Regions from separate parts of the Homo sapiens genome. Here regions 2, 3, 4 and 5 are each linked to region 1. The links are chromatin contacts, found by Hi-C or POLR2A ChIA-PET in ENCODE. All regions are on one chromosome and are shown on one strand. The core of a region is the stretch at or near the end of the contact, and the rest is flanking DNA. Distances in the headings are between cores, read along the strand shown.

Region 1 (5,545 bases), core at 2,266-4,765:
AAATGCAGAGGCTCTATTAAACAATCAAGCACGTCTTTAAAATTCGGAAAGAATTTCCAATCCAGAATGCAAATCCAGCCAAATTATAATTAAAGAAAGAGCAAGGGTAGCATGAATGTATTTTCAAGAAATGATGAAATTTTTTTCTTCCCATGAACCCTTTTTTCAGGAAGCTACACCTGTTTCTGGAAGTGGTGTTATTGTTAGTGGTGGATATTCTCCACCACTAACAATAACAAAAACAGCAAACATTATTGTGCACCTACGGCACGCACAGCCCTTTTATTTATCTATCTGCTCATGTAATTTTTAAAACAACACTTTGAGGTGTGTAAGATTATTATTGCCAACATTCAGATTGGAAACTCTGGCACAAAGAGGTTAAATGACTTGGCCAAGGACATACATCTGGTTATGAGTCAGGATTTGAACCCGAGAGAGTAGGCTTCAGAATGGCAGTCACTAAGCTACATATCAGACAGAAGGATATGTGAGATGGAGACACATGAAAAGAGGAAGGAAATTTCCAGACAGATGTTAAAGGGAAGTCCCCAAATTACGACTGAGCCGATGACTCCCAACTGACTTCCAAATGACAAAACACTGGGTGTGTCTGAATCCATCTGGAAAAGAGCTCCCAGTTCTCTGGATGTCTGGATGATCAGTACAGAGAAAAACTAAGAAAACAAAATATAAATCAATTAACTTCAGGGAAAACAAAAGGTTTGTATAGGAAAGAAAATGCAATCATACTACCCTGGCTAGCTCATTTGTAAGAGTAATAACAAACCATATAGTAATTCAACCAAAAAAAGTGAAAAAAGCATTGAAGTATGGGAGGTGGTGAAGAGTGTGCATCAGCTAAATCCACAGCAGCATTTCTGAAAAAAAAAATCAACAACAAAAACCAAAGTATATGCATTTCATTTCACTAGAATTACAGGGGTAAAAAGCAAAAAATTTAAAAACTTTTTGTCACTCTGCATTTCATCCTGGGATCTCCGACCTCCTAAATGACTGTTTAAAATGTGTATACATTGGGCCGGGCACAGTGGCTCAGGCCTGTAATCGCAGTGCTTTAGGAGGCCAAGGCAGGAGGATCACCTGAGGTTGGGAATTTGAGACCAGCCTGGCCAACATGGTGAAACTCTATATATACTAAAAATACCAAAATTAGCCGGGTGTGGTGGCCCACGCGTGTAAACCCAGCTACTCGGGAGGCTGAGGCAGAAGAAGTGCTTGAATCCGGGAGGTGGAGGCTGCAGTGAGCCGAGATCGTGCCACTGCACTCCAGCCTGGAGACTGAGTGAAACTCTACCTCAAAAAAATAAAATAAAATAAAAAAGTGTATACACTAAGGGTTCACCCTTTGTGCCTTAAAATGTAGGACTTTTGACAAATACATAAGCTCATTAATTTTTATCTCTTAACGCATGCATTTGAAAACTATAAGCAAATAATGTTTCTGGCTATATTCCAATAAAATTTTATGGAAACTGAAATTTGTATTTCGCATAATTTTTATGTCACTAAACATTCTTCTTTTTTTCTCAACCATTTACAAATGTATAAATCACTCTTAGCCTTCAGGCCACACAAAAACAGGTGCTGGGCTGGATTTGGCCCATGAGCTGTATGTAGTTTGCCAACTCCTGACCTAAAGCAAAAGCAAAGAGGCTGCAGATGGGAGATTTCTGTCAGTCAGGTTCCCAACAGCCCATATTACCCACAAAACAAAGACCCAGCACATGGACAGCAGCTACACCCAGAGTGCCCGCTAACAATGCTGGTCTCTAAACACTGACCATTATCTCTGCTTCCTTTCTCCCCTCAATCTTGAAGAGCCAGAGTCTACAAGGGCCTGGGGGCGGGAAGGGAGAAGAGAATCAAAGGACAGAAACAGGAAATCAACTCACTCCGTTTCTCCACTACAGGTTTCTGGGCCTGAACAAGACTCAACCTCGAGAGAGGAAGGAGAGAGAAGTGGGGAAAGGAGATAGGGGAAAGAGAGGGGGAAAAGGGAGGGAGAGAGAATAGAGATTTTAAACTAGGTAAGGCCAGACTTTACAATACCTTAAGCTAATGGGAAAGCGTTAGTCAACCCAGATTCACACAAGTGGGGAATAATTAATGTTTACACTCAGTGGTTAAAAAAAAAAAAAAGAAAAAAAGAATAAAATTGTCCTCTATTTTCAAACTACTAAAGCCTAGCTCACTCAATAAGCTAGTTACATAACGAAAGGATGGACCTTTATCCAGAATACGTAAAGAACTCTTACAAATCAATAAAGATCCTCCCAAAAGAAAAACAGAAAATGGTCAAAGGATATGAATAGGCAATTCAAAAAAACAAAACAAAAAACCACAAAGACTAATACATGCGAAGAGCTCAACAACACAAACAGTCAAGGAAACGCAAGTAAAAGCAAATATCATTTCACAAATATCGGACTAGAAAAAATTTAAAGTCCGTCAAAACCAGGTGTTAGAATCTGCCTAAACGAATGAAAGTCCCAGAGCAATGCACCAATTATTCACTACGTGTTTGTACCCCAAGGAGTCACTACCCATTCGAATGTTAAAATTAGTGGCACTAGGGCAGTCATTCTTTGGCAAAAGTCAACAACCTCCAGAAAAGAGGAACATTTCAGCATAACATCAACTGCGCTCACAAGGTAGAAAAGTTTTTTAGGATAATCAGGTGGGGAAGCCACGCCCACATTTCCTGGACGTGAGATTTCAAGTTATCTTGTGTGACCGCTCCCTACGATTTAAGATACAAGAAATGTTCACAGGGTTTCCAAGAACTCGAAACGCCCCAAAACAGACGCAACGCGGGATAAAGAGGAGAGCTCGAGCTCAGCGATCTAGGGTCTGGGCCCCAAGGCTTCCACTGCCAAGGAAGCTGCAGGCACTGACAGGCATCAGGCACACTCATCCTGACTCCACTCGCCCGCAGGCAGGCCCGCAGCCCCGTCCCCCCGCCCCCGGGACGTCGAGGCCGCCGGCGTTTCTGGACGCGGAACCCGCTCCCTCCCACCACGACGCCCAGCGGACAGAAGAGGGTCAGGGGCCCCGCGGCCCCGAGAGCAGACCGATCTCCCGCCGAGGCCTCGCCCGCGGACGACAGCTGCTGGGAGACTAGGAGGGAGCTGGGAGGAGGAGCCGCGACCCTGGCCCGCCCCGAAGCAAAACAGAAACACAATGCAGAGGCGACGGAACGCAGCCCGGCCCGCAGCCGAGCTGTTCCGCCGACGGGAGCGAGATGGCCGCCCCCTCCCCGGGCCCCGCCGCAGCCCCCGCCGCCGCGTCGGCCCCACAAGCCGCCACCGCCCACTGCCGGCCCCCCTTCGCTTGCCCGCCCGCCCTCCTGGGACACGGCCCGCTCCACCCCTCGCGGCTGCTCACCGCGCTGAGGCGTATCCCGCGGGGTGGCTGCGCCGCCATCTTGAGCGAGCTACAAAGCCAGGAACGGCCTCCGCCGCAACCCGACTGGGAGGTGGCGGAACGACTGTGGAGCCCTATGGGTACCGCCCACTTCCGGGGAGGGGCGCACGTCTGGCCCCTCCCACCCACTTCCGCCTCCAGGCAATGCCGAATTGGGAGCTTGGGGAAGATGAATTGCCTGACTGGTTAAAGCAGGGTACAGTGGGAGCTGAGCTTCCAGCGCGGGGCCCTGCGGGCCTAGGGCGCATGCGCGAGGCGCGGCCGGCCCGTACCCGTCTCGACACCCAGCTGGAGCTCGAGACTCGGGGATCTAGAGTTTGAAGCCTGGCGCGAGATGCGGTATACCCGAGACCGGTGAACTCCAGTCACTTGACCTGGTCGGATGTGAATTGCGCAGAAAAAAGCCATTCCATATCCACCAGTGTCCATGTGAAACCTTAACGAAATAAAGACGGAAATTAATGTAGACTGTTTGGATTTGCCCTGAAAACTATCAATCTAACTCATGATTTAAAAAAAAAAAAAAGAGTTCTGGGGCCGGGCGCGGTAGCTCACGCTTGTAATCCCAGCACTTTGGGAGGCCGAGGTGGGCGGGCGGATCACCTGACTTCGGGAGTTCGAGACCAGCCTGACCAACATGGAGAAATCCCATCTCTACTAAAAATACAAAATTAGCCGGGCGTGGTGGTACATGCCTGTAATCCCAGCTACTCGGAAGGCTGAAGCAGGAGAATGCTTGAACCCAGGAGGCGGAGGTTGCAATGAGCCGAGATTGCGCCATTGCACTCCACCCTGGGCAACAAGAGTGAAACTCCGTCTCAAAATAAATAAATAAGAGTCCTAAAGGCATAAGGCCGGTGCAGTGGCTCATGCCTATAATCCCAACACATTGGGAGGTCGAGGTTGGGGGTTCACTTGATAGGGGTTCAAGACCAGCCTGGCCAACATGGTGAAACCCCATCTCTACTAAAAATACAAAAATTAGCTGGGCATATTAGTGGGCGCCTGTAATCCCAGCTACTCGGGGGGCTGAGGCAGGAGAAGTGGGTGAACCCAGGACAAGGAGGTTGCAGTGAGCCCAGATCGCGCCACTGTACTCCAGCCTGGGCGACAGAGTGAGACTGTCTCAAAAAAATTAATTATTTTTAGAAAGAGAAATTGGCTGGGTGCAGTGGCTCATGTCTGTAATCTCAGCACTTTGAGAGGCTACATTGCGAGGGTCTCTTGAACCCAGGAGTTCGAGACGAGCCTGGGCAACACGAGGAGACCTCATCTTTACAAAAAAAAAATTGAATTAGCTGGCAGGGCGTGGTGGCTCACACCTGTAATCCCAGCACCTTGGGAGGCTAAGGCGGGCAGATCACTTGAGGTCGGGTGTTTGAGACCAGCCTGACCAACATGGCGAAACCCCATCTCTACTAAAAATACAAAATTAGCCGGGTGTGGTGGCACATGCCCGTAATCCCAGCTACTGGAGAGGCTGAGGCAGGAGAATCACTTGAACCCAGGAGGTGGAGGTTGCGGTGAGCCAAGATCACACCACTGCACTCCAGCCGGGACAACAAGAGCGAAACTCCATCTCAAAAAAAAAAAAAAATTAATTGTGCTTGGGGGCGCACGCCTGTGGTTCCAGCTACTTGGGAGGCTGAGGTGGGGAGGACTACTTGACCCTGGGAGACTGAGGCTGTAATGAGCCATGTTCTCACCACTGCACTCAGTCTGGGCAACAGAGCGAGACTCTCGTCTCAAAAAGGAAAAAGAAACAAAAGAGAATGGATTTTTTTTTCTTTTTTTTTTTTTGGAGACCGAGTCTCGCTCTGTCGCCCAGGCTGGAGTGCAGTGGAATGATCTCGGCTCACTGCAAGCTCCGCCTTCCGGGTTCACGCCATTCTCCTGCCTCAGCCTCCCGAGTAGCTGGGACTACAGGCGCCCGCCACTGCGCCCAGCTAATTTTTTGTATTTTTAGTAGAGACGGGGTTTCACCGTGGTCTCGATCTCCTGACCTCGTGATCCGCCCGCCTCTGCCTCCCAAAGTGCTGGGATTACAGGCGTGAGCCACCGCGCCTGGCCTGGATTTTTTTCTTTTTCTAGAGACTCT
Region 2 (5,545 bases), core at 2,894-5,393, 2.9 Mb before region 1:
TGTAAGGTTATATCAATGTGAAGAAGCCCTTAGTATCACATTTTAAAATTTATCATTTAGCAATATGACTTTTAAATTTATTGTTTCCGAATGAGTGTTGTTGAGGAATGTTAGCAGTAGTAAAATCTTGTGTTACAAGATTTTTGCATTTACATGAACTTTCACTCATTTTTCAGAATTTGTTCCTAGAGACAGAGAACCCAATACAAAAGTGAGAACATGTATGCATAATCAGAAGGATGCAGTGCAGATGCCTAGTGAAACTCTGAAAGCAAAAATGGTACCTGAGAAAGTTCCCCGCAGATGTGCTACTGTTGCTGCAAATAAAATAAAGATAATGAGTAATCTAAAAGAAACGATCTCAGGACCAGAAAATGTCTGGATTAGGAAGAGTAGCAGAAAACTGCCCCATCGAAATGCTTCTGCTGCGGCTAAGAAAAAATTACTGAATGTTTATAAAGAGGATGATACAACCATAAATTCTGAAAGTGAAAAAGAGCTAGAAGATATTAATAGAAAAATGCTTTTTTTAAGGGGGTTCAGATCCTGGAAAGAAAATGCACAATAGTGACTATGAGAATGTAGAAGTGGCATCTGAAAACAATTGGTACACAAGTAAACTGGCAGTTACATTCTGCTCCCAGCTCTAAAATTACTCCCTTATTGGCATCTTTGGAGGAATTTTCTAAAAGCCATAATCCAGTGGGTTCCTCCCAGTCAGCTCTTGTACAGACATGTGCTCTGGGGAATTCTGAGGAGGAAATAAATTGCAGAGTCTGTAGGTGGAGAGGTGGAAAGAAAAGACAAATGGCCTGCTATAAGACTACTATTCCTTTCCAGAATGCAAGGCCTTGAAGACATGATTCCTTAGAGGAAGAATATAATGGGAAGTGTACAGGCTAGGAAGAACTTGAAGTGAACAAATTTCAAAATCTTAACCTGATGCTAATTTTCAGGGTTCTCCATTACAGTGTAAAAATTCAGACCACGACAACTATGGTGTCATGAGGAAAAAAAATCAGGCATTTTTCCAAAGGAAGTGCTAATGGGCCTATTTGACTTCTGAGTGAAGCAAAAACTACCCAGATCCATTCCCTACAATTCACATCCCCAAAGGTCAAAAACAAACTAGGAGGACCTGGGAATTTCAGCTGGAGATACTGATTATTGAGTTCTGAAGTAGAGTGTTGGAAATAGGCAATTAGAGAAAGTCCATTGATGTCATTTTGTTTATAATATTGCAGTTCATACTGAATGACCACTTGATATGACTAATTCAGGGAATATATATTTTTCTATGAAAGCTATGAATGTTACTATCACGGCTTTTCCTTATTTTTACTTGTATGTAGCAGCATTTACAGAAATGCCAAAAATGTGCCTCATTAAGAGGCAGGTCTTAATCAGTTAGATAAAAATAAAATGTATAGCTTAAGATCAAAACAGTCATATTTTTAGATACAGTGAAATCTTTTATGTTTCTCTACAGCACCTTAAAAATTAGAACTTGAATACTTTGAGTAAACTTACTACAATCTCATCCCAACAAACTTTAATGGTAGCATGTTTGGCCTATTTCATTGTGGCCTGTACTAGGATTAGAAAATTTGGTCGTGGTATAACAAAGAAGTGTATTTACAATAGGATTTAATTTGTTGTTAATATGTATTTGTTGAAATTAAAATTGCCAGATTAAATGAATATACTGTCGCATCTTTTTAACATAGTAACGTGTTACTGGAAAAATTAAGTTGTTGAAAGTAAGTTGTTTTCCCATTTAAAAATATCTGAATATATGATTTGCATGTGTAAATCTGAAAAACTAAACTACAGAAACCTAGGGTTTTCTATTTCTTTTTTAAGTCAAATGCATTTTTTTTTTTTTGTTATACAGATGAACCAAGTGTCTAAAATACTTGAGAAATTTGTGGTTGCATGTCTGTTTTAAAAAAAAGGCTTTTTGTTTTTTAGCATAAGCCAGAATATTCTAACCTACTAAGTCTGTGTCCTTTGCTCCTTTTGTAGTATACTTTCATCTAAATTACTGATCCCCAATATGTTGATACACAGGTGAGAAAGGGAAGAATTCCTAATAAACTGCTATTACTTTTAGGTGCATGGGGTTTGATTTTTGAGCTCTAATGAAATGCTTAAACTTCTTTCCAGTTCAAATTTTACACTTAATTTATAATATTTATTGAGTATATTATGTCCTCAACAAGTAACTATAAAATGAAATACTTAACTCGGTGAAGACTATTTTATGCAAAGTTTTTTTTTTTTTTTTTTTTTTTTTTTAGCAATTTCAGTGTAATGAAAGAATTTAAGCTTTGAATTTATAATTTGCTGTGGTGGGGTTAATTTCTGTCAGTATTTGAGATTGTATTATCAGTCTTGCATAATGAAATCCTTTTTTGGCTAAGTATTTAATTCGAACATATTTGCCTTTTTAAAAAGTGCTTGGCCTAAACTTATTGTAACTGCATGAAATAAGCATTTGCTTAAAACTTAACATTGTAAAATTGTTCTCTCTGAAATGTGTGCAGAATTTAAATCATGGCCAAATGTATTACTATTACCCTATTTACAGTAATTTGCTTTGCAGAAAATATTTCTTCATCATGGAACTGTGAAATCAAATTGAAGATCTTACTGGTAAAAATGACAAATTAACAAAAGGACTAAGACAAGTGGTGCCCAAACAACCTTTTTATTCTGCAGTTCCATCATCATAATAGACCAGTTAACCCAGGAGTCCTAATGTTTTAAAACATCATTGTGGTGATCTTGTTTATTCTATCTCACTAAGGATATCCAGTTTCCTAAGCTCTTACTGGCTAGCAATTTCGTCTTAATTTTATTGCTAAATGTTCAAATTTTGCTTCCAAACTCACTTTATTTTTGCAGATGTGTACATCTGCTAAGTACTAATTTTATGTAAATGATTTTGTTGATTATCTTTCCACATCTTAAAATGTTTCTAACAGCTTTGAGATTTTATCTCAACAGGCTCTCTCTGACCCCAAAGTAGTACTTACCTTCGTGACTACTGACAAAGTCACAAAATGCAGGCGATGTCATGTATTTCGGTACAACTAAATCTAGGAAACGGTTTTTTCATTGCATTACTGCATATTTTCATTTTCATTTAAATTATGTCCCCTTTTTCTCTTGCTTGAAACAGTGCTCCTCGAACTTTGTCTTCCAGCACATTTTAAAGAGAACCAATTAAAGAACAATCACACATTCTGCTTATTAAAGGCTATTTAAAAAGAAACATTTTGTATTAGAAAATGGCCAACTTTAAAACACTATTTTTTACACTCATAAAAATGTTTTTTAAATCGCCTTGACAATCATCAGCTTTTGAAATGTGAATTCCTATTGCCAGAGTAAAGGTCTCGTTTTTATACCACCACGAAGCGCTGTATTTCTTGCTGCCCTTGCGTCCGCCCGTGCCCGCTGTCTGAGGGCGCGCCTGGCTACGGGGGCCCTCAGTACCACCGCGCCGCCACCTACCTGGGCAGTCGAAATTTGGAGCGGGTGCTCAGTACACTAATGCTACCCCAGTCTCTCCTAACGCAGAAGGAAAATGGAAACGGACGATGAGGGGACGGCCCCACAGCTCCCGGACGCCACGGCCAGCGGCGCTGGCTCCGCCCCTGCACCCCTGGTTCCGCTACCGCCACGAACGGAGGCCCCGCCCTCCTCTCGCCCCCTGCCCCTCTAGCCCGCAGTCCTCCCACCTCCTGGCGCCCGCAGGGCTCAAGCTGCGAATGAAAGCCTTTGGGGGCCGGACGCGGTGGCTGAGGCCTGTAATCCAAGCACTTTGGGAGGTCTAAGGAGGACGATCGCTAGAGTCCTGGAGTTCGAGACCAGTCTGGGCAACATAGCGAGACCCCCTCCCCCAATCTGTAATTTAAAAACAAAAAAGCTGCGGGGACTGCTGGCCCAGGGCATGACAGCGCGGGCGGGCGGTGTAGAGGGCGTGGCCGCGAGCTCAGGGTGTGCCTGGGAGCGAGCCCTGTGCGGGGCGGGACGTAGCGCCCGCGCGGTGGGGGTGTGGCCGCGAGCTTGGGCTGTGCGCGGAGGGCGTGGCCTGTGCGGGGCGGGACTTATTGCCCGCGCGGTGAGGGAGCGTGGTCTCGCGCAAGCCGGCGTGCGGTCCCGCGGCGCTGCAGTTGTGTCCAGCCGGTCACGGGGCGGCTATGGCGGCCACGTTCTTCGGAGAGGTGGTGAAGGCGCCGTGCCGAGCTGGGACTGAGGACGAAGAGGAGGAGGAGGAGGGGCGGAGGGAGACGCCCGAGGACAGGGAGGTGCGTCTGCAGCTGGCGCGGAAGAGGTGAGGCACCGGGATAAGGGCAGCGCGCTCACCGCAGCTGGAAGGTGCGCGGGCCTGGCAGCCGCGACGGCGCCTAAGGCCGGGGCTCCGCGGTCTTCCGAGTGGCCCCCGCGGTTGCCGCCGCTCCTTGGCTCTGCTTGGGCCCTGGGTCTCCGTGAAGCCGCGGCGTCCAGCGGCGCCAGCCCCAGGTGTGTGTGGTTCTCGCGTGGATCTGCTGGCGTTTCGTGGAGTCCAGGGTGAAGCCGCTGTGGGAGGGCTGGGTTCAAATCCGTTCTTTAAAGGCTTTCTGGAGCGTTTCTGGAGCATTTCTGGAGGCTTGGTGTCTTGCGGACTCGTGATCTTCCCGCTTGTCACACTGTCTTGGGCCGCAGCGCTCCCGCGGGCCCCACCACGTTTGTCGTGGATTGTTCACGGACACACCAATTCCCTCGAAACTTTTTAAACCTGCACCCAACACTTCAATTAGCATGATGTGTCAGTAGCCGATGAACACGCTTTAAAAAAATTGTTTCCAAACACAAAAAAGTGGGAGAAAATAGTCAAGTGAGCCCTGACCCCTACACAACCGGGTAAATTCAACAGGAAGATTTTGCCACGTTTATTTTCTCTCCCGCCACTCCTAAGCGAATTCCAGTCATCATGGCCTTTCACCTCTACATTTTTCAGAATACATCTCAAACGTTTTAGGGATTTTCTTACATATGCTATTATCACCCCTAACAACACTAATACTAATTTTCCAGTATCATTTTGTAGTCCATGCTCACTCACGTTTACCTAGTTTTTTCAAACATGACATTTTACAGTGGTCTGCGTGAATGAGAATCCTAACAGGGTCCACAGGTTACATTTAGACGTGTCACTTCATTTAGAGCAACCTCCTCTTACCCCTCCTAAGAGACAGGACTGATTGTCTTGTCCAGTGCCCCCACACTCTGAATTTGTCTGATAGCTTCGTTGTGGTGTCACTTAACGTTTGTATCACCTGCATGTCCTGTAAAATGAATGTTCATTTGGAGGCTTGGTCAGATTCTCATTCAAAGTTTTGTCGGCAAGAATGCTTCTACTAAGTGGTGCTTTCTGTTTCTTATTGCAGGCTATCCCCAGCTGTCTCACTTTTAGGGATGCTAAGATTGGTTCTTGGGTCAGGTGGACAGCCTGATCACTATTTTAGAGTTCTCCGTAAACACGTATGCAATAGTT
Region 3 (5,545 bases), core at 1,667-4,166, 2.8 Mb after region 1:
AATAGAGGTTTATAGACTGAGAGAAGCAAATTGTGCTATGGTTTGAATGTGTCCCCAAAAAGTTCATGTGTTTGAAACTTAATTACTATTGTAATCGTGTTGAGAGGTAGAACCTTGAAGATGTGATTGGGTCATGAGGGCTCCACCCTCACGAATGGATTAATGCTGTTATTGTGGGAGTGGGTTAGTTATCTTGGGATTGGGCTCTTGGTAAAAGGATAGCGTCAGCCTGATTTTCTCCTTCTGTCTTGTATGCTCGTTGGCCCCTGTCTGTCTTGTTTTCTACCATGGGATGACACAGCATGAAAATCCTTACAAGATGCCAGCACCATGCTCTTGGAGTTCCCGGCTTCCAGAACTGTGGACCAAATAAAACACTATTGTTTATAAATTGCCTGTTCTGTGTTATTCTGTTATAGCAGTAGAAAAGGACTTCAGACAAGCTGCATTAACATAAGTCTCCACTACTAAAAAAGCAACTTAAAGCATGTGCATCCCAACGGTAGGTGAACAGTAATGTCTTCCTTCATATATGGAGGTAATCATTTTTCTACAGATATTATTCTGTAACAAAGCTTAAAAAAATCCTGGGAAACCTTAAAATATTAGTACTTTAAAAAGCAATGGCCTGTCTGTGCCAGGGCAGCATGTGGTCCATGCTGATCGACAGAGACACTCAGGCTGTGCCCTCAGGATGACCGAGTGGGAGACAGCAGCACCAGCAGTGGCAGAGACCCCTTGACATCAAGCTCTCTGGGAAGTGGAGCACTGATGATATGCAGATCAATGGCATTTCCCTGCAGGATTACACTGCAGTGAAGGAGAAGTATGCCAAGTACCTGCCTCACAGTGCTGGGTGGTATGCAGCCAAATGCTTCCGCAAAGCTCAGTGCCCCATTGTGGAGCCCCTCACTAACTCCATGATGATGCACGGCTGCAACAACAGCAACAAGCTCATGATCATGTGCATCATCAAGCATGCCTTCGATTTCATCCACCTGCTCACAGGCGAGAACCCTCTCCAGGTCCTGGTGAACGCCATCATCAACAGTGGTCCCTGGGAGGACTCCACATGCATTGGGCGAGCAGGGACTGTGAGACAACAGGCTGTGGACATGTCCCCACTGCACTGTGTGAATCAGGTCGTCTGGCTGCTGTGCACAGGCACTCGTGAGGCTGCCTTCTGGAACATCAAGACCATTGCTGAGTGCCTGGCGGATGAGCTCATCAATGCCACCAAGGCCTCCTCCAGCTCCTATGCCATCAACAAGAAGGATGAGCTGGAGTGTGGGGACAAGTCCAACCGCTGATTTTCCTGGCTGCTGCCTAATAAACCAGTCTGCCCTTTGGGATGCCTCCCCCACCCCCCCAAAAAAAGTGATGAGATTTGGAAACTTCTAATTGTCCCCTAATATCTAGTTTTCCTTCCTTAGTACTGAAACCCCATTTTCCAGCCTTCTTTGCAATTTGGTGTAGTCAAGTGACTATTTTACTAGCAGAATGAAAACAAAAATGGTACATGCAACCCCCGCCCCTTTCAAAAGGTTCTTAAAGAGAGGAGAGTGTTCCCTTCTGTATCCTCTCTTCTGGTGGAATGCCAGCATTGTGACATATTTCAAAAGTAAATTATTCAGCACATATTTATTGAACACCTAGATCCTAGCCCATGTATAAGAGCTATAGGAGAACATTATCCAGGATGGCATTTTTGGTGATAATTCCATGATACAAAACCTTTTACTTCATTATGCCTCAAGTAAAATGCTTTTTAGATTTCCACTGATAATAACTCTACTTGGCTGGGCACAGTGGCCCACGCTTGTAATCCCAGCATTTTGGGAGGCAGAGGCGGGTGGATCACCTGAGGTCAGGAGTTCAGGATCAGCCAGGTGAAATCCCGTCTCTACTAAAAATACACAAATTAGCCAAGCATGGTGGTGCGCACCTGTAATCCCAGCTACTCGGAAGGCTGAGGTGGGAGGATTGATTGAGCGTGGGAGGTAAGAGGCTGCAGTGAGCCAAGATCACACCACTGCACTCCACCCTGGACAACAGAGCAAGACCCTGTCTCAAAACAAACAAACAAACCACCCAAAAAACAAAGCTCGACTTTCCCCCAAACAACTAAATGGTTATAGGCATTTCTGTAGGAAATTTAGACGGGGCTTCCAAACGCTGTTAAAGTTATGTTGAAAATCCAAGAGGCTGAAAGATATCTGACTATAAGAAAGACGAAAAAAAAAAAAAAAGACAAAAATCTACGTGAATAGACGGGAGAGCGCCGAGCGAAATCAGAAGACTAGTTGTATTGTGAGGATCACCTCGGGTAACCAGCACTCGCTGGGTAGCCCTGGTTTACTAACTTCAACTTTCTGGGGCTCCATTTCTGAATTGAGGGGATTAGAAAAAGGCATCTCTAAAGACCCTCCGTTCCCGAGAACCCTCCCGGAGCACCTTCCCTACTCTGGGCAGCTCGCAGACAGACAAGACTGATCGGCCATAGGCGAAGGGAAACCCTGGTCCCCCGGGTCTCGAGCTCCGTCCGCACGTAATCTCACGGTACTGCACTTCAAGTCAGCGTGCAGAAACGCAGCAGTGGGAGCCCGGCGGCGGCCGCCCACCGGCAGGGGACAGGAGAGGCCCGTCCCGCTCTGCCCGGAACCGTAGATAGCTGGGTCTGAACTCCGGCTCCGGGAGGCCTGCAGAGCAGCCCACCCCGTCCCTCGGAGCTCGCCCTGCCCCCGGCCGGCCACTTGCTGCACGCCGATTGGTCGCGAGGAGCGCCCGGCGTCCCGCTGCGCCCAGCCAACGCCCTCTCCCCGCCCCCTCGCGTCCCGCCCCGCCCCCGGCCGGCCACTTGCTGCGCTCCGATTGGTCGCTGCGGTGCACACGGCGCCTCGCCCCGCCTCACCGGCGCTCTATCCTCGCGTCTGCTCCCAGCTCCGGGCTCCCGGGGCTGAGGTGGAGCCGCGGGACGCCGGCAGGGTTGTGGCGCAGCAGTCTCCTTCCTGCGCGCGCGCCTGAAGTCGGCGTGGGCGTTTGAGGAAGCTGGGTGAGTCCTGTCTGTGGGTCTCCGGCGCCAGGCAACCGTAGAGGGCTCGCGCCCGCCGCCCGCGCGTAAGGAGGCTCCCTCGTCGGGCCCTGTCCGGCCCGGCCTTCTGGGGGCTGTGGGGCCGTCCAGCCGGGTTTTCCCTGCGTTCGGCGCCGGCCTGCAGACTCGGGCCCGCGGAGCCCCCGCCGCCCCTTCTTGCCCCTGCCCGCGTCCCTTCGGGCCGACCGTGACCGTGGCGCCGCCGCGACCCGCAAGCAGCCCGGGGAGGCTGCCCTGCCGCGCTGTCACGCCGTCAGGTTGCGTTCCTGGGGAGGGCTGGAGAGGCTCCATCTCGTGCCTTTCACCTTCTCGCGCGGCGGGCACGGAGGCGACGGTTTTCGGGACGCCCTGCTGCGGCCGCGACGCCCTCCCGAGGCCGGAGCGAGGGCCCCGGGGCGGCTCCAGCCCTTCTTCGCCCCTCCCGTTTGCCCCGAACCATTGCTAGGAGCCTGTGTTTTCTGCACTTTTCTGATTTCATTCTTACGAGAGTCAAGTACAGAGGCGGGAGGGGAAAGGGAAGGGGAACAACATTCTTTCGAGAATTATAAACCTTGAGCTCCGTTAAATAAGTAGCAGCAGAGCATTGTCACTGGAGCAGTGGTAGTCGCGGGTAGGACCGTTTCGGTTTTTAGCCAATAGGCTGGTTAAAGGTACTTAAAACAGTAAGTTGGAAGGTGCTGAAATTCTAAGGTAAATACGTGACCTTTCAAAACCAAAGCAGTGAGACGGGCTAGGCTGGGCTGCTCCCCGCTGCGCGTGCCTGGGTCGGGGGGTGCGGAGGGGCAGGGGGCGGAGGCCTCGGACGGGACGGGGTGGGAGGGAAGTGGCATCCGCATCGTCTTACATCGCGCTGTAAGACCCGATTTTCTCTTTTCGGAGGATCCCATCTCCCTTCTCAGACTCTTCATCCTACCTGCACTGTGGATCCCTTGACACTTCAGAGGCTCTGAACTCTCAGGCCGGTCACACTTTTTCATCATTTTGTTTCTTGTCTTTTAAACCTGCATGCATTTCAAACGTAGAGCAAACATTAAACTTTTTTTTTAAACTGAAGATAGTGGTGCAAGACTTTGTTATTGAAATGCAAACCAAAAGTTATCTTGAATATTTATCGCGCTGGAAAAGCAGGTTTAATTAGAGTGAGGTGGGGACGTATATTTCTTCTTCCGGAGACACAGCCTTCCCACTCACCACCCCAATCCCTCCTCTCTGTCAACTAGGGTTACAGCAGCCTTACACTGGCTAGTCTTTTCTGAATTCTGAATTCACTTCTGGGGGCCAAGGTAAAGAATTTATCGTATTTTATCCTCATTTTCCTTTTCTGTTTTTTTTGAGACAGAGTCTCCCTCGTTGACCAGGCTACAAGTACAGTGGCCCGATCTCTGCTCACTGCAGCCTGCACCTCTAGGGTTAAAGGGATTTTACAGCCTCAGCCTCCCGAGTAGCTGGGATCACAGGCGCCTGCCACCATGCCTGGCTAATTTTTATATTCTTAGTAGAGAGAGAGTTTCACCATGTTGGCCAGGCTGGTCTTGAACTCCTGACCTCAAGTGATCCGCTTGCCTCGGTCTCTGAAAGTACTGGGATTACAGGTGTGGGCACCGCGCCTGGCCTTTTAAAGTGTATTATTATTATTTTTAAATTTATTTATTTATTTATTTTTTGAGACAGAGTCTTGCTCTGTCTCCCAGGCTGGAGTGCAGTGGCAAGATCTCGGCTCACTGCAAGCTCCACGTCCTGGGTTCACGCCATTCTCCTGCCTCAGCCTCCCTAGTAGTTGGGACTACAGGCGCCCACCACCACGCCCGGCTAATTTTTTGTATTTTTAGTAAAGACGGGTTTTCACCGTGTTAGCCAGGATGGTCTCGATCTCCTGACCTCGTGATCCACCTGCCTCAGCCTCCCAAAGTGCTGGGATTACAGGCGTGAGCCACTGTGCCCGGCCTAAAGTTTATTTTTAACTTATGTATATATATATATAATTTTTGAGGCCGAGTTTTGCTCTTGTTGCCCAGGCTGGAGTGCAATGGCGCTATCGTGGCTCACTGCAACCTCCGCCTCCCAGGTTTAAACGATTCTCCTGTCTCAGCCTCCCAAGTAAACTGGGATTACAGGCGCCCGCCGCCACGCCCAGCTAATTTTTGTATTTTTAGTAGAGACTCGAACTCCTGACCTCAGGTAACCCCCCCCCGCCTCGGCCTCCCAAAGTGCTGGGATTACAGACGTGAGCCACCGTACCTAGCCCGTTTTACTTTTTAAATGATTAAAGTAACATTCAGGTTGTTTAAAACATTTAAACATGACAGAAGAATATCAAGTAAAATTCAGACAGCGCAGAGGTATGTCAAGTTAGAATTCCTTGTTTGTTCACTCTTTACATCCTCAATTCCATTCCCTAGGAGGGTATTATATTATAATATTGCTCGGCAACTGATGATAATATAAGGACACATT
Region 4 (5,545 bases), core at 1,068-3,567, 2.7 Mb after region 1:
TTACCAGCAGCTCCTCCTTAATCTCTTACAGGAGGCTTGATAGTTTGTCCCAGTCTAGGCACTTGGGGAAAAGATAAACTTGAGCAGAGGTTCTACTACCAATATTGAAGATAAGCTTTAGGGAAAAGAAAATTGCTAGTCGACTGCCAAAAAAAAAAAAAAATGCTAACAGCGACAAACATTTCACAGAACTAACTTGCTACCACTCATTTTATGCCCTATTTCACAATGCTTAGTATCTGTGCAATCCGCAGGGTTCCAAAGTACATTAAAAATTTGTTCATTTCCTCTCTTACTCAGGCAGAATAATAAAAGAGTTTTGTGACGGTACCATGCGCCGTAGCAATTTCAACAGAAGCATTCCTAGATAAAGAAATACCATTTTTTTAAAAAAAGATCATACTATCAGAAATGATCTCCACTGGACTACTTAAAGGTGTCTGAAATAATTTTAACACCATCATCAAATTAGTGTCCCTCACTTCTTAATTTATATGACTTAAAAGTCCCTGGATTCTTTACAAACCCATCTGCACTAAGGATTTTTCTTTCATATGTATGTATTTTTCAATGTTTTTACTTACAAGGAAACTCCCATCAAAATAACGTTTCAAGCACACCAGTAAAAGAAATTTTAAACAGAAACATATTTTGTTCTCAGAGATAAACTAAGAAATAATAACTATGAAGGATGTTTAAGCTTCTGCACTCTCAACCTTAAAGTCATCTAAAAATAAAGGTATCCCAACAAATACATTCCTCCTATTCATATTTTGGGGGTTTAGAGTGGCACCATGCAAACCAGCTGGCCTGCTGGGTCCTGGCCCCAGTTCCTGCCCTCACATCCTGTCCACTACATAATCCATGAGATCTCTGTGCCTTTCTTTTCATCCGTTCCACGGGATTAGCAAAACTGCCTCCCCGCTGACAGAACTGAGAATTTCTAGAGGCATTTGTTTGTATGGGATTTGCTGTTATTATCTACCCTCTTCATTGGCCTTGCCTTTATTATCTGTACGTTTTGATCAAGAGGAGCAGCAAGAGAAGAATGCCAACAGACAAGCACAAAGAAACGCATCTGGCCGGAGCCTGCATGTATCTAAATTTCCAGGTTGCTGCTGCCCTCAGAATAGCACTGATGATGGCAAAGTTCTAGAGGAAACTTTCATATTGAAGAGGCTATAAAAATCTCTATAGCCTCCAACTCCACAGAGAAGCCGCTAATCTATTTCTTCCAAAGCAAAGCCTTCTTGAGTCTGAATCACAACAAAAGATTGCCCATAGGAAATGTAATCTCCGAAGTTGTTTTCTAATCCCAAGGCAAGCAGAAGCGCAGGAAGGTGCGGCCGATTCCTCGCCGGTTTCCTTTTTTTGGGAATTCGGATTGCATTCGTGCAAGCAAGGGACTGCAATTGTGTCTTGGGTCCACACCACAAAACCGTGTCGGTGCGTAAGAAGGGAAGGGACGCGGCGGACCCGGGGACGCGCTCACAGGGCGCGGAAGACGCTCCCCTTTAAATGCCTTCAGGGGCGGCCCCGCGGCGCGCCCTGGGGCCGAACGGCATTGCCTGCCCTTCACTGACCCAGGATTCTGCAGGCTTGCGAGCGAGGGGCCGAGGAAGGAGCCGGGGCTCCAGGCAGAGGCGGCGCCGCTCCCGCCAACGCGGGTCCCCGGGAGGCCGGCGGGAGGCGAGGCCGGGCCGCCCCTCGCCGGCGGCCGAGGGCAGCGAGGTCAGCCCGGGAAGGAGCGGCCGCCCGGGGTCCCCGCGAGAGGAGGGAGCCCGCTCGGCGGCGGGGCCGCGGCGCCCATTCATCCCCACGCCCGTCCCGCGGCCGCCACCCCACGGCCCACCGCGGCCCCCGGCCTCCCAGTGCGGGTCCGCCCGCCACTCCGCCGCCACCCCCGAGGACGGGAAGGACAAGGCAGAGGGGCAGCCGCTGCCGTCTCTCGGGCGCGCGGCGAGGGGCTAAGGGCGGCCGGGGAGACAAGCGCCGGGCGCGGGACGGATGCCCCGGGCAGCCATCGCGCAGACCCCCGCGCCGACCCCCGCCCCCGCTGCAGCCGCCCGTGGTCCAGGCCGCCGCCTTGCAGCCCTCTCCTCACCTCATCTCCGGGCGGGTCCGCGCTGCCGCCCCAGGGACAAATCAGTGCCGCTCACGCGCCGCTGGGAGGGACGCAGGAGCCGCAGCCCCGCACACCATCCCCGCCCGCCTCTCTGTCCGTCCCGGAGCCCGCTCGGGATTCTTCCTCGCGAGCCGCCGTACTACGGAGCAACCAAGCTACGCTCCCTCCCCTGGCGCCTCCACTCTTCTCTACCTCCTTCGCTCCCTCCCTCGCTCCCTCGCTCCCGCCTATCTCCTCATCTCCCTCCGCTGCCTCCCCCGCCCCCCATCCACCATCCATCTCCGCCCATAAGTGGGTGGGGAAACCGCCAGCCAATTGGAAGAAGGGGCCCGCACCTTCTCACCACCCCCTACCACTGGCCCCGCCCACCGTGCGAACCCAAAGAGGGTGAGCCAAAGAAATGTAAGACAACAGAGTGACAAGCCGAATGAGCCAATCAGCAGGGGCTGTGTGGGGGCAGGATTAGCACTCTCCCCCTCCTCCCCATGTAGGCGTAACAGGAGATTTATGGTCTGAGGTTGCCTATCGTGGTTTATGGAGATTTTGTTGCACGATTTCGGTGCATCTGCTCGTTGCCGTGAGAGACACTAGATAGGATGCACTTAATTGACTTAATTATTGGAGGTTTTCAAGGAGAGAATAATGTGGAAAGGAAAAAGGCGAAGCACAACCCAAAGGGGTTGGCCGGGCCTATGGTTGGAATGAGGAAGGGTGTGGTCTTCGGCTAAAATTTGCATAAAACGGAACCCATCCGGGCGATTCCAACTTCGCCCATTTATTGGTAGTCCTTGGGGCGGGGCCTCGCCTCTTTCTCCGCCCCCGAGCGGAACATGACGGGAGATGTAGTTCCGAGACCGGTTGCCATGGCGTTCTGGACAGCCTCGCGAGTCCGACCCCGCCCTTCAGGAGTGACGAGCGGCCTGACCAATGGGAGCAGGGGGCGGGCTCTCTGACGAAGGACTGGAAGGTGGCGGTGGTGAAGGTGCAGGCCGTTGGGGCGGCTCAGAGGCAGGTGAGCCCCGGGAAACGCGTCCTGTGTCTTGGGAAACGGGCCTTTAAGCGAAAGGTGGAGAGATGCCCCACAGAACCGTGCAGCCCTGGGGAGGATGGTGGTTCGCGTCGAACCCTAACCTGGGACTTGTTCGGGCCCAGGCCTAGCTTAGCTGAGGCCGCTGAGGGGTGGGTAAGACTAGATTTGAGGGACAGTTTCCTGGACCTTGACGGGTTTTGATTGTAGGTCTTATCTCAGTTTGCATCTCCCTCTACTTTTATGGAGGCAGAGGTCTGGGAGTGCCCTTCCACTTAATCTCCCAGGTTGGGTTTTTCTCCTCTGCTTCTTGTTCCTAGAATTTGAGTGTCTTTTTCTTTCTCTGTTACTTCTTCTCAGCCACTTCTTTCTTCCTCATCACTTTGCTGTTTTCGGAAAGCAGTTAGTAGTTATTCGCTGTATGTGGCTTTTGAGCCAGATCGGCCCTCTTCATTATGCTAAACGGCGGAATCATCTGGAGCGAGATGTAAGCATCGCCTTGGGATAGGTCTGGGTCGGGGCCGAACATCTGCGTTTCTAAGAAGCTCCCAGGTGCTGCTGTCCACGTTATGAGTAGAAAGGTTTTACCTGAACTCTGTCCAGTACAAATATAATGCGAGTCCCTTATGTCATTTTAATTTTGGGGTAGCTACATTTAAAAAGTGAAAAGAAACACGTGAAATTAATTTTAATTATATGTTTCATTTAGCCTAGTATATCTGAGACATTATCATTTCAACGCTTAAACAAATATTTAAAAATTGAGATTTTACGTTCTTTTCTTCGTATTAAATCTTCAAAATTAAATTAAAAAATTAATTCTTCAAAATTAAATCTTCAAAATCTGATGTGTATTTTCCACTTAACAGCGCATCTCAATTCCGACTAGACACAGTTGGAGTGCTCAATAGCCACCTGTGCTAGTGGCTGCTACAGTAGCCTACTGCAGAAATTAAAAGGTGGGAAAAATAAGGTTGCATTGACCAAACCCTTTGCAACTCTATGAGATGGGATTCAGAACTACTTTAGAGATTCTCTGTAATTGAGATGTGCCCAATTTACAGAAATAATAGTCAAAATAGCCAACATTTCTGAAAGTATGATGTTGCGCTGAGTGCTTTGCAGGTATTATTTAATCCTTATGGCAACCCTCTGAGATAACTGCTATTATTATCTAAGATATGGGATCTCAGGCCCAGAAAGGTTAAAATTAAGTAGCCCAAAGTCATACCGCTAATAAGTAGGAAAGCCCCGATTCAAACTCGGGTCAGTTATGACTTCTAAATCAGATCCCGCAGCCATTGCAGTGTATAATTACTACCTTTTATCACTAATTTCCCTTATCGATGCCTCTGTTCCAGCTTACAGCAGGGGATAAGACGTTTAGATTTGAAAGTGAGGTAGTTCGCCATACAAGATAAAGCTGCCAGCCTTGTGCAATGAAATATTTCTAAGATTAACTATGCTCTTTTTGTAGACCCAATGAACTACATTGAGCTCAGGAGAGTTTTATGAGCAGAAGAGCAAAAATACACATATTGGCCGAGCGTGGTGGCTCACGCCTGTAATCCCAGCACTTTGGGAGGCCTAGGCGGGTGGATCACTTGAGGCCAGGAGTTCGAGACCAGCCTGGCCAACATGGTGAAACCCCGTGTCTACTAAAAATACAGAAATTAGCCGGGCATGGTGGTGCACGCCTGTAATTCCAGCTACTCAGGAGGCTGAGGCAGGAGAATTGCTTGAACCCGGGAGGCGGAGGTTACAGTGAGCCAAGATCACGACCACCACACTCTAGCCTGGGCAACAGAGTGAGACCCTGTCTCAAAAAAAAAAAAAAAAATACACATCTATATATGCTAAAATATGGTATTTTACAAAAAAAAAAGTCTTCCATTTTATGCATAATAAAGACATGAAATTATTTTCTCTTGATTTTTGAATTAGTAAATATTTAATCAAAATTACAATTCATATTTTTCATTTGAAGCAAGAAGTGGTTTCTCTACAATCCTCTAGTGAACTGGAAAATTAAGCATTTACAAACTTCAATAATGTTAGTAGGTGGAAAAGAAAGTCAGTTAAATGGATTGGAGGGGAGCGAGTAACTGTTGTGTGGTAGAGTTTCGGGAGGATCCCTCAATTAGTTATTCTCATCACCAGAGGCCTCCACCTGCATTGTCCCAGAGTCACATAATTAAGCCACCTTATAAAGGGAAGACTCATTCATCACACCGTTCGCTCCCTTGTTCCCCAGTAGTACAATATAGGAAAATAAGATGCTCATTCAAAAATATAAATGAAAGTTAAGTTTCTGTTGTTCTGGATCATATTATATTAAATAGCCCTACATTGAATAGTAACTGGATCAGAGATTTTCAGATCTTTGGGATAAT
Region 5 (5,545 bases), core at 1,016-3,515, 2.4 Mb after region 1:
CATCTTCAGTGGTTGTGGTTTAAAACTCAGAATGAGAAAGCCACCTTCAAAGAAGCCATGCCACACATTTCCTGTTTAGGAGCTCAGCCTAGACTAGATGAGTGCTCACGCCTATAGTCCCAACACTGGGAGGCTGAGGCGAGTGGATGGTCTTCAGCCCAGGAGTTTGAGACCAGCCTGGGTAACACAGTGAAACCCCATCTCTACCAAAAAAAAAAAAAAAATTAGCCGGGTGTGGTGGGACTCACCTGACTCACCTGTACTCCCAGCTACTCAGAAGGCTGAGGTGGGAGGATCACTTGAGTCCAGGAGACTGAGGCTGCAGTGAGCCATGATCACACTACTGCACTACAGCCTGGGCAAGAGAGTGAGACAGTGTCTCAAAAAAAAAAAGAGCTCAGCCTTGATTGGGCATCAGATTTAGTTCTTGCTTAATGGCCCAGAGCAGCATAAAGCATGAAGCATGACAGACATGTCAAAAGCAGGCCTGGCAGAGTCATCCTCCTGGGCTCCTATGGCATATCCTTCACGCTGGCCAGGCCTCAAATCCAATTCCAGGTCTTGACCACCACCAAAGCCCTGCGGTCAGCCGAAGGTTCCTGCCAGCCAGCTTTGTTCAGTTATCTACTTATTTTTACCCCTAAACCACCCCAAAAAAATAAGCAGACTGACTGTTCAGTTAAGGAGGGACATCAGTCCACTACAAGGCCCTGAAGCCAAGAGCTAATTTTAAGAAAGGAGGGAAACACATATCACAATGTGCCCCAGACCAAACACCACTGGGACAGGAGTGTGAACAGCGCTTAGAACCCAACCCTGGAGGCTCACCTCTGTGCAGCCTTTGGCCATCCATCCGGAGCCCGCCCTGATTCTCCACAGGGAGAGTGGGGAATTACAGTTCCCATCCCTGTTGGGTGGAACCAGATGACATCCTAAAGGCCCTTCCTACTGGGACTCGCTCCATCCTGGTAATACCTGCCATCGAATAAACACCATGGCCAGCCATAGAGACGCATGATCACACTCGGTCATCCCAACAACCCAGCCAGACTGTTCTTGTGAACACCCTTTCCAGAAATGGGGACAGTCTCGTGCCAAGATGCCAAAATGGGTGGGGGGAAGAGAAAGGGTTTGGGTCCAGGTCTGTCTAATTCGAAGGCTGCTTCTGGCACTTCCCCAGCTCACGAAGCCTGCTGCCTCTTGACAGGAAGTAAAAGGCACAGACAGATGGTGCTCTGGTGGAGCCCTGCCCAGAAAATGGCCACTTCCGGAGCAAAACTGCCACAGCAACAGGCCTTGTCAACAGCAGCCTCCAACCGTTAACCACAGGGCCATCTCACCTCTAGAAATCAGCTCCCTTTTATCCACACATCCCTACACACAAACAATAACTCCATCACCCAGGAGACCACAGAACAAAGGCAACGAGAGAGAGGGACAGAATGGGGCATAAATAAGATGCTGGATGGGCAGACAGGAAAAAAACACTTCAAGGCAGAGCACACCAGGATGTATTAGAAAGGAGTATTTGACACGCAGGCTTTTAGATGAAGCCTACCCTCCTTACGTGGGGAGTATACACAAATGAGTCTGTATTTTCAACTACGTCACATGCACCGCCTTGCAACCCAAAACAATATTTGTGCTTCAGGGGCTGCACTGCGCTGTTTTATACACAGAATCACCTGGCACAGCTCCTGTCCCTGAGATGCAAATTAATGTTCTCATGTAGTGGGGGGAAGGGGTCGAGAGGAGGCGAGGGGGAGGGGAGCAAATGTGCTCTGCAGGCCACACTCAGGCATTGACATCGCTGGGCATGATAGGCGCCGCCAGTGCTGTTGCTTAGCAACTCAATACCCTTCGAGAAAATCCAGCAGCCTCGCTGGCTTGCAGAAGCAGGCAGGGCTGGTTCAGCATGGCATTGGGCATGGAAAGATACTAACAGGTTTTTTTTTTCCAGTTATTAATAATCATTCTTCCTGATTTCCCATACAGATCGACATACCTGAGGGGACCCAGAGTCATCCACTACACTGGGGCTGGAAAAAGCCCAGGGTTTTTAAATTGCCTCCCAATCGGCTTCGGAGAGTAGTGGAATTTTACTGGCTGGTCCCATGACACTCCTTCCAGCCCCGGCCCTCACCACAACACAAAGGCAGAGCTCCACAGTGTGACTCACCAGCATACCTTCAGATCGTTGTTTGTCAGCCCATGTCATGAGTCATGGTTTCTTCAGCTTTCTTTTTTCTCAAAACTGAAACACTTGACATTTTACAATAGGGTTGGGGGGAGGCTTTTCATTTTTTTTTTTTAAGCCACTCTGTGGCTTTGTGTGCAAGTGTGGGGGCACGTGGGCAGAGGTGAGTAATGGATGCAAGAACAGGTAAACATGAGCAAGGTTCTCCACGCCATCAGCCACCTGGCAAGCCATCAGAGCTCAAGGAAGTTGTCATTTGTGTCGTGGAGGAATGGGAATACCCCTGGGCTATGTATCTTGGAAGAGACAAGGTGCTGGACAGCTTTCCACCCTCCATCTGTTGCATCCCAGCAGTGTAATGCTCCCTCTATTCCCACACACAAAGAGGTCGGCTTCATTTTGTGCCACGTGATAACAGCACCATGTAAGGCTTTAAGAAAAATCCTGCAGGAGTTACAAGAGACAAAGTACACTGCGACGTAAGATAAGAAAAAAAGAAGTGGAATTGCCACAGGGAAACTGTGCTGGGCCGAACAGTTGGTTGGTGGGTCCCTGGCTTTGGGTTCTGATTCTGACATAAATCGGGTGGGTGATGAGCTTCTTATTTGCATGGCTCATGCAAATATGCCATGATGTTATAAAGCACAACTTTCCTCCTCTCCATGAAGCCCTCAATCTCCAAATTTATTCACTTAGACAGCACAGTCTTTCCCCCAGAGTGTGAACCCCTCAAAGTCGGCACCATTTTATAAATCTCTTTATGGTATCAACCCAGCACATATCCAATACATACTAGATGCTCACTCATGCTGCCTGTGTGTATGGAGACATGGAGAAACAAAAATTAACTAAATCCAATTCACGTTTTGGAATCCTTATTTATTCCCATGCATTACAGGATAGATTCAATATGCCCTGTCAAGTCCCAGGAAAGTAATGAAGACCTAGGAAAGGATACAACAGAAAACGTTCTGAATGTTACACAATTTGAAATGCCATGATGTCATAAAGCATTCTTAGAAAAGGTAATAGTTGGCCGGAGGTGGTGGCTCACTCCTATAATCCCAGCACTTTGGGAGGCCGAGGCGGGCAAATCACCTGAGGTCAGGAATTCGAGACCAGCCTGACCAACAGGGTGAAACTCCGTCTCTACTACAGATACAAAAATTCGCCAGGCATCACCTGTAATCCCAGCTACTCGGGAGGCTGAGGCAGGAGAATTGTTTGAACCCAGCAGGGGGAGGTTGCAGTGAGCTGAGATGGCGCCACTGCACTCCAGCCTGGGTGACAGAGTGAAACTCTGTCTCAAAAAAGAAGAAAGAAAGAGAGAGAGAGAGAGAGAGAGAGAAAGGAAGGAAGGAAGGAAGGAAGGAAAGAAAGAAAGAAAGAAAGAAAAAGAAAGAAAGAAAGAAAGAAAGGAAAGAAAGAAAGAAAGAAAGAGAAAGAAAGAAAAGGTAATAACTATCAAAAGTCTCCCCACAGTCAGGGATGAGGACCAATTCTATACATAAGTAAATTAGGGAAGGGGAAAGTTAGAACTAATAAAAATATTTGCCCTGTCAGATTGGGGTAATGTCTGAAATTTCCACAATATTTGCTTATTTAGATTAAGATATTGAAGACCTGTGTCAAAATGTAAATGTTCTGTAGCCACAGCAATGTATAAATCCATTATTAACCTCAGGTGCATTTGCTAAATTTATTAAATCCATTCCCAGAGTGTAAGAGACCTAGGGATTGAGACTTGAAGCATGTAATTGTGTTTTTACATTATGGAAATGTCCAAACATGTACAAACTTGAAGTAATAGTGTAATCAAGCTCTATGTGCTCATCAGCTAGCTTCAACAATTATCATCCTATCACCAGCCCTGTTTTATCTACTTCCTCCCAACACACACACATTGGAGTGTTTTGAAACAAATCTAAAACCTCATAGCATTTCATTCATACATATTACAGTATATAACTCTAAAATATAAAGACTTTTTTTTTTTTTTTTTTTTTTTTTTTAGAGACAGGTACTCACTATGTTGTTCAGGCTGGTCTCAAACTCCTGGCCTCAGGCAATCCTCTCATGTAGCTGGAATTACAGTCCTGAGCCACCGCACCCAGCTAAAAACATAAAGACTTTTTAAAAACATAACCACAATACCAGTATCACACCTGAAAAAAAACCCCAACAATTTCTTTTTTTTTTTTTTTTTTCTATTTTTTTGACATGGAGTCTCGCTCTGTTGCCCAGGCTGGAGTGCAATGGCATGATCTTGGCTCACTGCAACCTCCACCTCCTGGGTTCGAGCAGTTCTCCTGCCTTAGCCTCCCAAATAGCTGGGACTACAGGCATGCACCAAAATGCCCAGCTAATTTTTGTTATTTTTAGTAGAGACAGGGTTTCACCCTGTTGGCCAGGCTGGTCTCAAACTCCTGACCTCAGGTGATCCACCTGCCTTGGCCTCCCAAAGTGCTGGGATTACAGGTGTGAGCCACCACACCTGGCCAACAATTTCTTAATATCAGTAAATATCTGGTCAGTACTCAATATTCAAATATCCCTGTTAAAACAATTCAGGGGTTCTTTTTGAATTAATGAACTTGAATTATTAGAGCAGTTTTAGGTTCACAGCAAAATTGAGCAGAAAGTACACTTCCCATATGCCCACTGCACCCAGACATGCACCACCTCCCCCACTATGGACGTCCCCCACCAGAGGATGATCTTTGTCACAATCAGTGAACCTACACTGATACATCATTATCACCCAATGTCTGTAGTTTACATTGGAGTTCATTCTCGGTGTTGTATACTCTTTGGTTTGGACAAATGTATCATGATATGGATCCACCATTACAGAACCATAAAGAACAGTTTGACGTCCCTACAAATCCTCCGTGCTCTGCCTGTTGATCCTGCCCTCCCTCCAACCCCTGTCAACCACTATCTCCACCGTTTTGCCTTTTTCAAAATATCATATAGTTGGAATCATACGTAGCCTTTTCAGATTGGTTTCTTTCACTTCATAATCGCATTTAAATTTCCTCCATGTCTTTTCATGGCTTGACAGCTCATTTCCTTTTAGTACTGAATAATATTCCACTGTCTGGATGTACCACAGTGTGTTTTTCCATTCGCCTACTGGAGGACATCTTGGTTGCTTCCAAGTTTTGACAACTATGAATAAAGCAGTTATAAAATCCTGTGTAGGTTTCTGTGTGGATATGTTTTCAGCTCATTTGGGTAAATATCAAGGAGTATAATTGCTGGATCATGTGGTAAGAGTATGTTAGTTTTGTAAGAAACTGCCAAAGTGTCTTCCAAAGTGTCTGTATCATTTTGCATTCTCAGCAG

What was found. A loop is a pair of places that touch in the nucleus more often than their neighbours do. ChIA-PET counts read pairs that join two places held with the same protein, here RNA polymerase II (POLR2A). Pooled maps may share reads with other maps.
Region 2: a loop to region 1 is called in a pooled map, with 21 times the contacts of the local background. The contact joins the promoter of PSMG1 here to the promoter of MORC3 in region 1. A Hi-C loop is called at or near these places in 1 of 37 single-sample maps with no recorded cell type and 7 of 50 pooled maps. POLR2A ChIA-PET finds 5 or more read pairs at or near these places in 1 of 52 experiments (T-cell).
Region 3: a pooled map shows a loop between it and region 1 (11-fold over the local background). The contact joins the promoter of TMEM50B here to the promoter of MORC3 in region 1. A Hi-C loop is called at or near these places in 7 of 50 pooled maps. POLR2A ChIA-PET finds 5 or more read pairs at or near these places in 2 of 52 experiments (Caco-2 and activated B cell).
Region 4: a loop to region 1 is called in a map of natural killer cell, with 12 times the contacts of the local background. The contact joins the promoter of ITSN1 here to the promoter of MORC3 in region 1. A Hi-C loop is called at or near these places in 3 of 168 maps with a recorded cell type or tissue (CD8-positive, alpha-beta T cell, naive thymus-derived CD4-positive, alpha-beta T cell and natural killer cell), 1 of 37 single-sample maps with no recorded cell type and 18 of 50 pooled maps. POLR2A ChIA-PET finds 5 or more read pairs at or near these places in 2 of 52 experiments (BJ and T-cell).
Region 5: a loop to region 1 is called in a pooled map, with 10 times the contacts of the local background. The contact joins the enhancer-like site here to the promoter of MORC3 in region 1. A Hi-C loop is called at or near these places in 7 of 50 pooled maps. POLR2A ChIA-PET finds 5 or more read pairs at or near these places in 4 of 52 experiments (CD4-positive, alpha-beta memory T cell, activated B cell, activated CD4-positive, alpha-beta T cell and 1 more).

The regions. Positions count from the first base shown.
Region 1 is chr21:36,318,167-36,323,711 of GRCh38, reverse strand. MORC3 (MORC family CW-type zinc finger 3) reads right to left here and starts at 3,515. Exons shown (of 17, transcript NM_015358.3): 1 at 3,409-3,515. The coding sequence starts at 3,447. RefSeq lists a silencer at 2,932-3,391.
Region 2 is chr21:39,182,049-39,187,593 of GRCh38, reverse strand. It overlaps PSMG1 (proteasome assembly chaperone 1), which reads left to right and starts at 4,143. Exons shown (of 7, transcript NM_003720.4): 1 at 4,143-4,342. The coding sequence starts at 4,209. It overlaps BRWD1 (bromodomain and WD repeat domain containing 1), which reads left to right. Exons shown (of 41, transcript NM_033656.4): 41 at 1-2,112. RefSeq lists silencers at 3,968-4,187, 4,388-4,467.
Region 3 is chr21:33,477,345-33,482,889 of GRCh38, reverse strand. TMEM50B (transmembrane protein 50B) reads left to right here and starts at 2,916. Exons shown (of 7, transcript NM_006134.7): 1 at 2,916-3,052. It also overlaps the pseudogene RPS5P3.
Region 4 is chr21:33,639,273-33,644,817 of GRCh38, reverse strand. ITSN1 (intersectin 1) reads right to left here and starts at 2,317. Exons shown (of 40, transcript NM_003024.3): 1 at 2,105-2,317. CRYZL1 (crystallin zeta like 1) reads left to right here and starts at 3,077. Exons shown (of 13, transcript NM_145858.3): 1 at 3,077-3,137. RefSeq lists silencers at 1,559-1,688, 2,009-2,108, 2,119-2,458 and an enhancer at 2,929-3,338.
Region 5 is chr21:33,944,576-33,950,120 of GRCh38, reverse strand. It overlaps LINC00649 (long intergenic non-protein coding RNA 649), which reads right to left. Exons shown (of 3, transcript NR_038883.2): 2 at 4,226-4,311. Among named protein-coding and RNA genes, the nearest start is that of LINC00649, 16 kb to the right of the region's middle. RefSeq lists enhancers at 1,331-1,390, 1,921-2,400, 1,575-2,774 and a silencer at 2,242-2,536. Within about 2 kb of position 2,265, at least 39 of the 41 ENCODE cell types and tissues checked have a DNase peak (open chromatin) inside an H3K27ac peak, as active enhancers do.